2 separate regions of the Homo sapiens genome follow, and region 1 is linked to region 2. Evidence: read pairs that join two places in POLR2A ChIA-PET (ENCODE). Cell type or tissue: Panc1. All regions are shown on one strand. Links, peaks and the distances in the headings refer to the core of each region. The heading gives the core; the rest is flanking DNA. Region 1 has its middle 6.4 kb from the start of PACSIN3. Region 2 overlaps LRP4 (LDL receptor related protein 4).

What was found. Peaks named below come from ENCODE experiments on the same cell type or tissue, not always from the same donor. Only the 100,000 strongest peaks of a DNase experiment are listed, where the experiment ranks them.
Region 1: POLR2A ChIA-PET joins it to region 2 with 5 read pairs; 6 of 35 experiments call an interaction of 5 or more read pairs at or near these places.

The regions. Positions count from the first base shown.
Region 1 is chr11:47,191,375-47,194,285 of GRCh38, forward strand. It overlaps the pseudogene RPS20P26. Among named protein-coding and RNA genes, the nearest start is that of PACSIN3, 6.4 kb to the left of the region's middle. In Panc1, for the core only: no CTCF peak of the experiment used is centred there; no DNase peak of the experiment used is centred there; H3K27ac peaks cover 309 bases.
Region 2 is chr11:46,909,284-46,912,194 of GRCh38, forward strand. All of the region lies in intron 1 of LRP4 (LDL receptor related protein 4), which reads right to left. Among named protein-coding and RNA genes, the nearest start is that of LRP4, 7.8 kb to the right of the region's middle. In Panc1, for the core only: no CTCF peak of the experiment used is centred there; no DNase peak of the experiment used is centred there.

The DNA.
Region 1 (2,911 bases), core at 262-2,761, 280 kb after region 2:
CATTCGGACTGGTCCTTTCACTTTGAGATTCTTTTCCTTTGCGCCTCTGATCAAGTCAGCACACACCTTTTCCAGGGATTTTATGTTGCGGCTTGTTAGGGTGATTCGAATTCAGTGAATCGCCACCTCCGGCTCCACGGGTGTTTTTCCGGTATCCTTAAAAGCCATGGCTGCTGCGTGGCTTCCTGACCGACTTTTTCCTCAGCGAGAGTGAACAGCAGTGAGTCAGGAGCAGGAGAGTGCGGACGAGAGACTCACAGCACCTACGACCGCGTCTTCCTCCAATTTAAAAATTTTGAAATTAGGCCAGGCGTGGTGGCTCATGCCTGTAATCCCAGCACTTTGGGAGGCCGAGGCAGGAGGACCACTTTAGGCCAGGAGTTCGAGACCAGCCTGGCCAAGATGGTGAAACCACGTCTCTACTAAAAATACAAAAATTAGTCTGGCATGGTGGTATGCACCTATAGTCCCAGCTACTCAGGGCAGGGCTGAGGCAGGCGAATTGCTTGAACTCAGGAGGCAGAGGTTATAGTGAGCCAAGATTGTACCACTGCAGTCCAGCCTGGATGACAGAGCGAGACTCTATGTCAAAAAAAAAAAAGAAAAATTAGCTGAGTGTCGTGGCACATACCTGTAGTGCCAGCTACTGAGGAGGCTGAGGTCACCGGAGCCTGAGAGGTCAAGGCTGCAGTGAGCAGTGATTGGGCCACTGCACTCCAGCCTGGGCAACAGAGTGGGATCCTGTCACAAAAAAAAAAAAAAAAAAAAAAAAAAAAAATTAACAACTACATGTGAGTAGTGGCTACTGTATTGGACTGTGCAGGTCTCGAATCTCTAGAATAATGAGGTCATGATGGGGTGGAGGTATCAGAGGCATTTGAACCAGAGAGACTCCAGCTTGAATAGGGGCTGGGTAAAATAAGGCTCAGACCTACTGGGCTGCATTCCAAGGAGGTTAGGCATGCTGAGTCCAGCTGATAAAAGGATGCGATAAAGAAGCTGGCCAAAACCTACCAAAACCAATATGGCAATGTGACCTCTGGTCATCCTCACTACTCATTATACGCTAAATCTAATACATTAGCATGCTAAAAGACACTCCTACCAGTGCCAGGACAGTTTACGGATGCCATGGCAATGTCAGAAATTTACTCTATGTAGTCTAAAAAAGGGAGAAACCCACAGTTCCGGGAATTGCCCACCCCTTGACCAGAAAGCTCCTGAATAATCCACCCCTTGTTTAGCATATAATCAAAAAATAACTTAAGTATTCTTAGGGCCGGGCGCAGTGGCTCACGCCTGTAATCCCAGCACTTTGGGAGGCCAAGGCGGGTGGATCACGAGGTCAGGAGATCAAGACCATCCTGGCTAACAAGGCGAAACCCCGTCTCTACTAAAAATACAAAAAATTAGCCAGGCGTGGTGGCGGGCGCCTGTAGTCCCAGCTACTTGGGAGGCTGAGGCAGGAGAATGGGGTGAACCCAGGAGGCGGAGCTTGCAGTGAGCCGAGATAGCGCCACTGCACTCCAGCCTGGGCGACAGAGCGAGACTCCGTCTCAAAAAAAAAAAAAAAAAAGGTATTCTTAGGTGAGCAGCCCTTGCTGCTGCTCTGCCTGTGGAGTAGCTTTTTTTTTTTTTTTGAGACAGAGTCTTATTCTGTCACCCAGGCTGGAGTGCAGTGGTGCGACCTCAGCTCACTGCAACCTCTGCCTTCTGGGTTCAAGCGATCCTCCTGCCTCAGCCACCAAAGTAGTTGAGATTACAGGTGTGCACCACCATGCCTGGCTAATTTTTGTATTTTTGTAGAGACGGGTTATTGCCATGTTGGCCAGGCTGGTCTCAAACTCCTGACCTCAGGTGATCCACTTGCCTCAGCCTCCCAAAGTGCTGAGATTACAGGCATAAGCCACCGTTCCTGGCCAGAGTAGCCATGCTTTATTCCTTTGCTTTCTTAATAAACTTGCTCTCACTTTATTCTATGGATTCGCCTCAAATTCTCTTTCACCAGACCCAAGAACCCTCTCCTGGGGTCTGGATCAGGACACCTTTCTGGTAACAGAAGCAGATGGAAGATGAAGCTGGAAAGATAGGTTGGGATTGGATGGTGAAGATTTGCAAAGTGGGCTAGGGAATTTGGACGCTACCCTATAGGCAGTGGGAAGTGTCCATGAGAGTAGGTAGATCAGATTTCCCCTTTTATTTTATTTATTTATTTTTTTGAGACAGAGTCTCGCTCTGTCGCCCAGGCTGGAGTGCAGTGGTGCAATCTTGGCTCACTGTAACCTCCGCCTCCCGGGTTCAAGCAATTCTCCTGCCTCAGCCTCCCAAGTAGCTGGGATTACAGATGCCTGCTACCATGGCTAATTTTTGTATTTTTAGTAGAGACGGGGTTTCATCATCTTGGCCAGGCTGGTCTTGAACTCCTGACCTCGTGATCCACCTGCCTTGGCCTCCCAAAGTGCTGGGATTACAGGCATGAGCCACGGCGCCCAGCCAGATTTCCCCTTTTTAATGATAACTCTGGCCACCCTGCCGAGAGTAGATCAGAGCCGGCTAAGTGCTGCAGGCAGGGCTGTCTCCTCTGAAGGCTGCTTTGTGAGTTTCCCTCCGTGGCCTCTGGACATTGCCCCAGGATTCCTGACAGGCAGCTGAGTAAAGTATTCTAATTTCACAGCTATGTTTTTCAGAGCTCAGGCAGTCCCGTGTAAAGACTGGTCCCAGTTATTGAGAGCAGTTAACCTCAGTGGGGCAGGCTGTTTATAGGTTACCAAGGCAGACCGATGGCACTCGGGTGAAAATGAATCGCAGGTTTCAACAGTGCAGCCTATAGAGAAAGTTTCTCCAGGGTCAGGAAGTTACCCTATTAAAAAAAAAAAAAATGATGTTACCCTATATAGTCTAAAAAGGGGAG
Region 2 (2,911 bases), core at 182-2,681:
GTGTGGAAGCTATTAGGATTACAATGAGAAAAGGAGGAATCGGCCGGGCGCGGTGGCTCACGCCTGTAATCCCAGCACTTTGGGAGGCCGAGGCGGGTGGATCATGAGGTCAGGAGATCGAGACCATCCTGGCTAACAAGGTGAAACCCCGTCTCTACTAAAAATACAAAAAGTAGCCGGGCGCGGTAGCGGGCGCCTGTAGTCCCAGCTACTCGGGAGGCTGAGGCAGGAGAATGGCGTGAACCCGGGAAGCGGAGCTTGCAGTGAGCCGAGATTGCGCCACTGCAGTCCGCAGTCCGGCCTGGGCGACAGAGCGAGACTCCGTCTCAAAAAAAAAAAAAAAAAAAAAAAAAAAAAGGAGGAATCACCATTCGTTTATAATATGCTAAAGCATATTAGCATATGCCTCTCTCCTTTTATCCACTGGCAGCAATAAATACAAGTTCGTTGAATGAATGAATGAATGAATGAAACACTCCTCTAGAATCTTGTGAAAGCTGGAGTCAAAGGAAAAGAGACTCAGAATATCATAAATAAAAGTAGTTATTTCCTACCTAACCAGTGCTGGAGAGAACAGGAATCTTCTCGTTTGCAAGGCAGCCTCTTTGTCCTACCCAGGTTTTGTTTACTCCTTTCTCCTACAAGAGTTCCTTTCACCAGCTGTATTATCCGGCTGTGAAACTGACACGCCATGTTTCTACTTATTTCTGTCCCATGGTCCCTTTTATTCCCGATTCCTAGAGGCCAGCTTAACTTGGTTGGTTTGGAAAATCTACCAGGTGAAGTCTTCTCCTCAGTGGCCCGTTTCGAAAGGGACATGTCGGGCACATGATTGCGGGTCCAAGCAAGTTCAGCCCTCTCTTGCTACTGTTACATACAGAAAAGAAGTCCTTAATGGTTAGCCTCCAAAGTTATGAGGCAGAAGAACATAATGTTAAGCACGGAGGAACAAAACTCCCCAGGATAAAAATCCTGACTCTGCTAAGTTCCTAGCTGTCTGACCCTGGGCAGCTATTTAACCTCTTTATATATAATTTTCTCATCAGGAAAATTGGGATAATAAAATCCCCTAACTTACAGGAATGTTATGAGAAATAAATTAGTTAATTCATAAGAAGGACTTAGCATTACTGCCTGGCACATACTAAGTGCTCAATAAATAATAGCTCTTGTTATTACTATTAAAGATTTGGCTTACCCCAGAACTGTCACATCCAACCACTCCATGATTAAGACCTGCTATTTTAGGACTTGAGATGTTTGAAAACCCTACTGTGTACCAGGCAGCAGTACCACCACCATGGGTTAAGTTGGTGGCATGAATAACTGCAGAGTCTTGCTTTATTGCCTTTCTCTGAAAGAGCTTGAGGCACATGGTATCCTTTATCCTTGCCCCCTTTTTTTTTTTGAGGTGGAGTCTTGTTCTGTCACCCACACTGCAGTGCACTGGCACAATCTCAGCTTACTGCAACTTCCATCTCCCGGGTTCAAGCGATTCTCCTGCCTCAGCCTCCCAGGTAGCTGAGACTACAGGTGTGTACCGCCACACCCGGCTAATTTTTGTATTTTTAGAGTAGAGACAGGGTTTCTCCACATTGACCAGGCTGGTCTCAAACTCCTGGCCTCAAGTGATCCACCTGTCTCGGCCTCCCAAAGCACTGGGATTACAGGCACGAGCCACCACACCCAGCAAATCTTTGCCTAATTTATCACCAACTAATTCTGAGGAGCCAAGGACAGGAGAGAGAATCCAGAAACTAAAGTACAGAGCAATTAAGAAATGGATTAGCTTCCACTTTTGTAAATCAGGAGTAATAACAGTATCTATTTCATAGGGTTGCTGGGAGGTCTAAATGAAATAATACGTATGAGGTTCATACTAGACAGCTGTTATTGTTTTTCTTGTTATTTGTACTAATCCCATTATCTTCATCTGGATATGTCCTCTCTCTCAACCTAGTAATGTAGCCAATGCCAGGCTATCTTTGTATAGATCCTCAAAATTCTACCTGCCCTACCTGGAAGCTGTCAACAGATTTCACAAATCCAACAGGGCTCAAACATGGCTGTGCTCTGTGAAGGGCTGCTCAAAATATTGCTTTCCCTTCCCCCTACATCTCAAATCAGAAGGTCCACACAGTAACAAACCACATTTGTTTATGGCTGTTCAGGGAGCAACAAACCACATTTTTCTGGAAACCTTTTAAAGTCTCTCTCTTCTCCTGAGCCCATGAGTTCGAGGCTACAGTGAGCTATGATCATGCCACTGCACTCCAGCCTTGGCAATAGAGTGAGAACCTGTCTCAAAAAAAAAAAATAAATAAATAAATAAAAATAAAGTCTCTCTCCCTCAAGAAGCACCTGAGAAGTAATTCCTTATGCATTCAGACTCCCTGAGAAGATGTCTGAAAACAGAGGAGAGGTCAATCCAAGATGAAATATAGACCTTCCCAACCTAGATCTTCTGGGATAGCCTGGAATCCTGGCTCAGTTACTCACTATTTGTATGACAGGAAACTGCTCTGAGCCTGTTTCCCATCTGTAAGATGGGAATCTTCTTTTTTTTTTTTTTTTTTTGAGACGGAGTCTCGCTCTGTCGCTCAGCCTGGAGTGCAGTGGCACAGTCTTGGCTCGCTGCAACCTCTGCCTCCCAGGTTCAAGCGATTCTCCCACCTCAGCCTCAGCCTCAGCCTCCTGAGTAGCTGAGACTATAGGCATGTGCCACCACGTCAGCTAATTTTTGTATTTTTAGTAGACATGGGGTTTCACCATGTTGGCCAGGTTGGTCTCGAACTCCTGACGTCAAGTGATCCACCCACCCCAGCCTCCCAAAGTGCTGGGATTACAGGCGTTAGCCATCGCACCTGGCCAATGTAAGACGGGAATCTAATGTTACCTACCTCATAAGGAT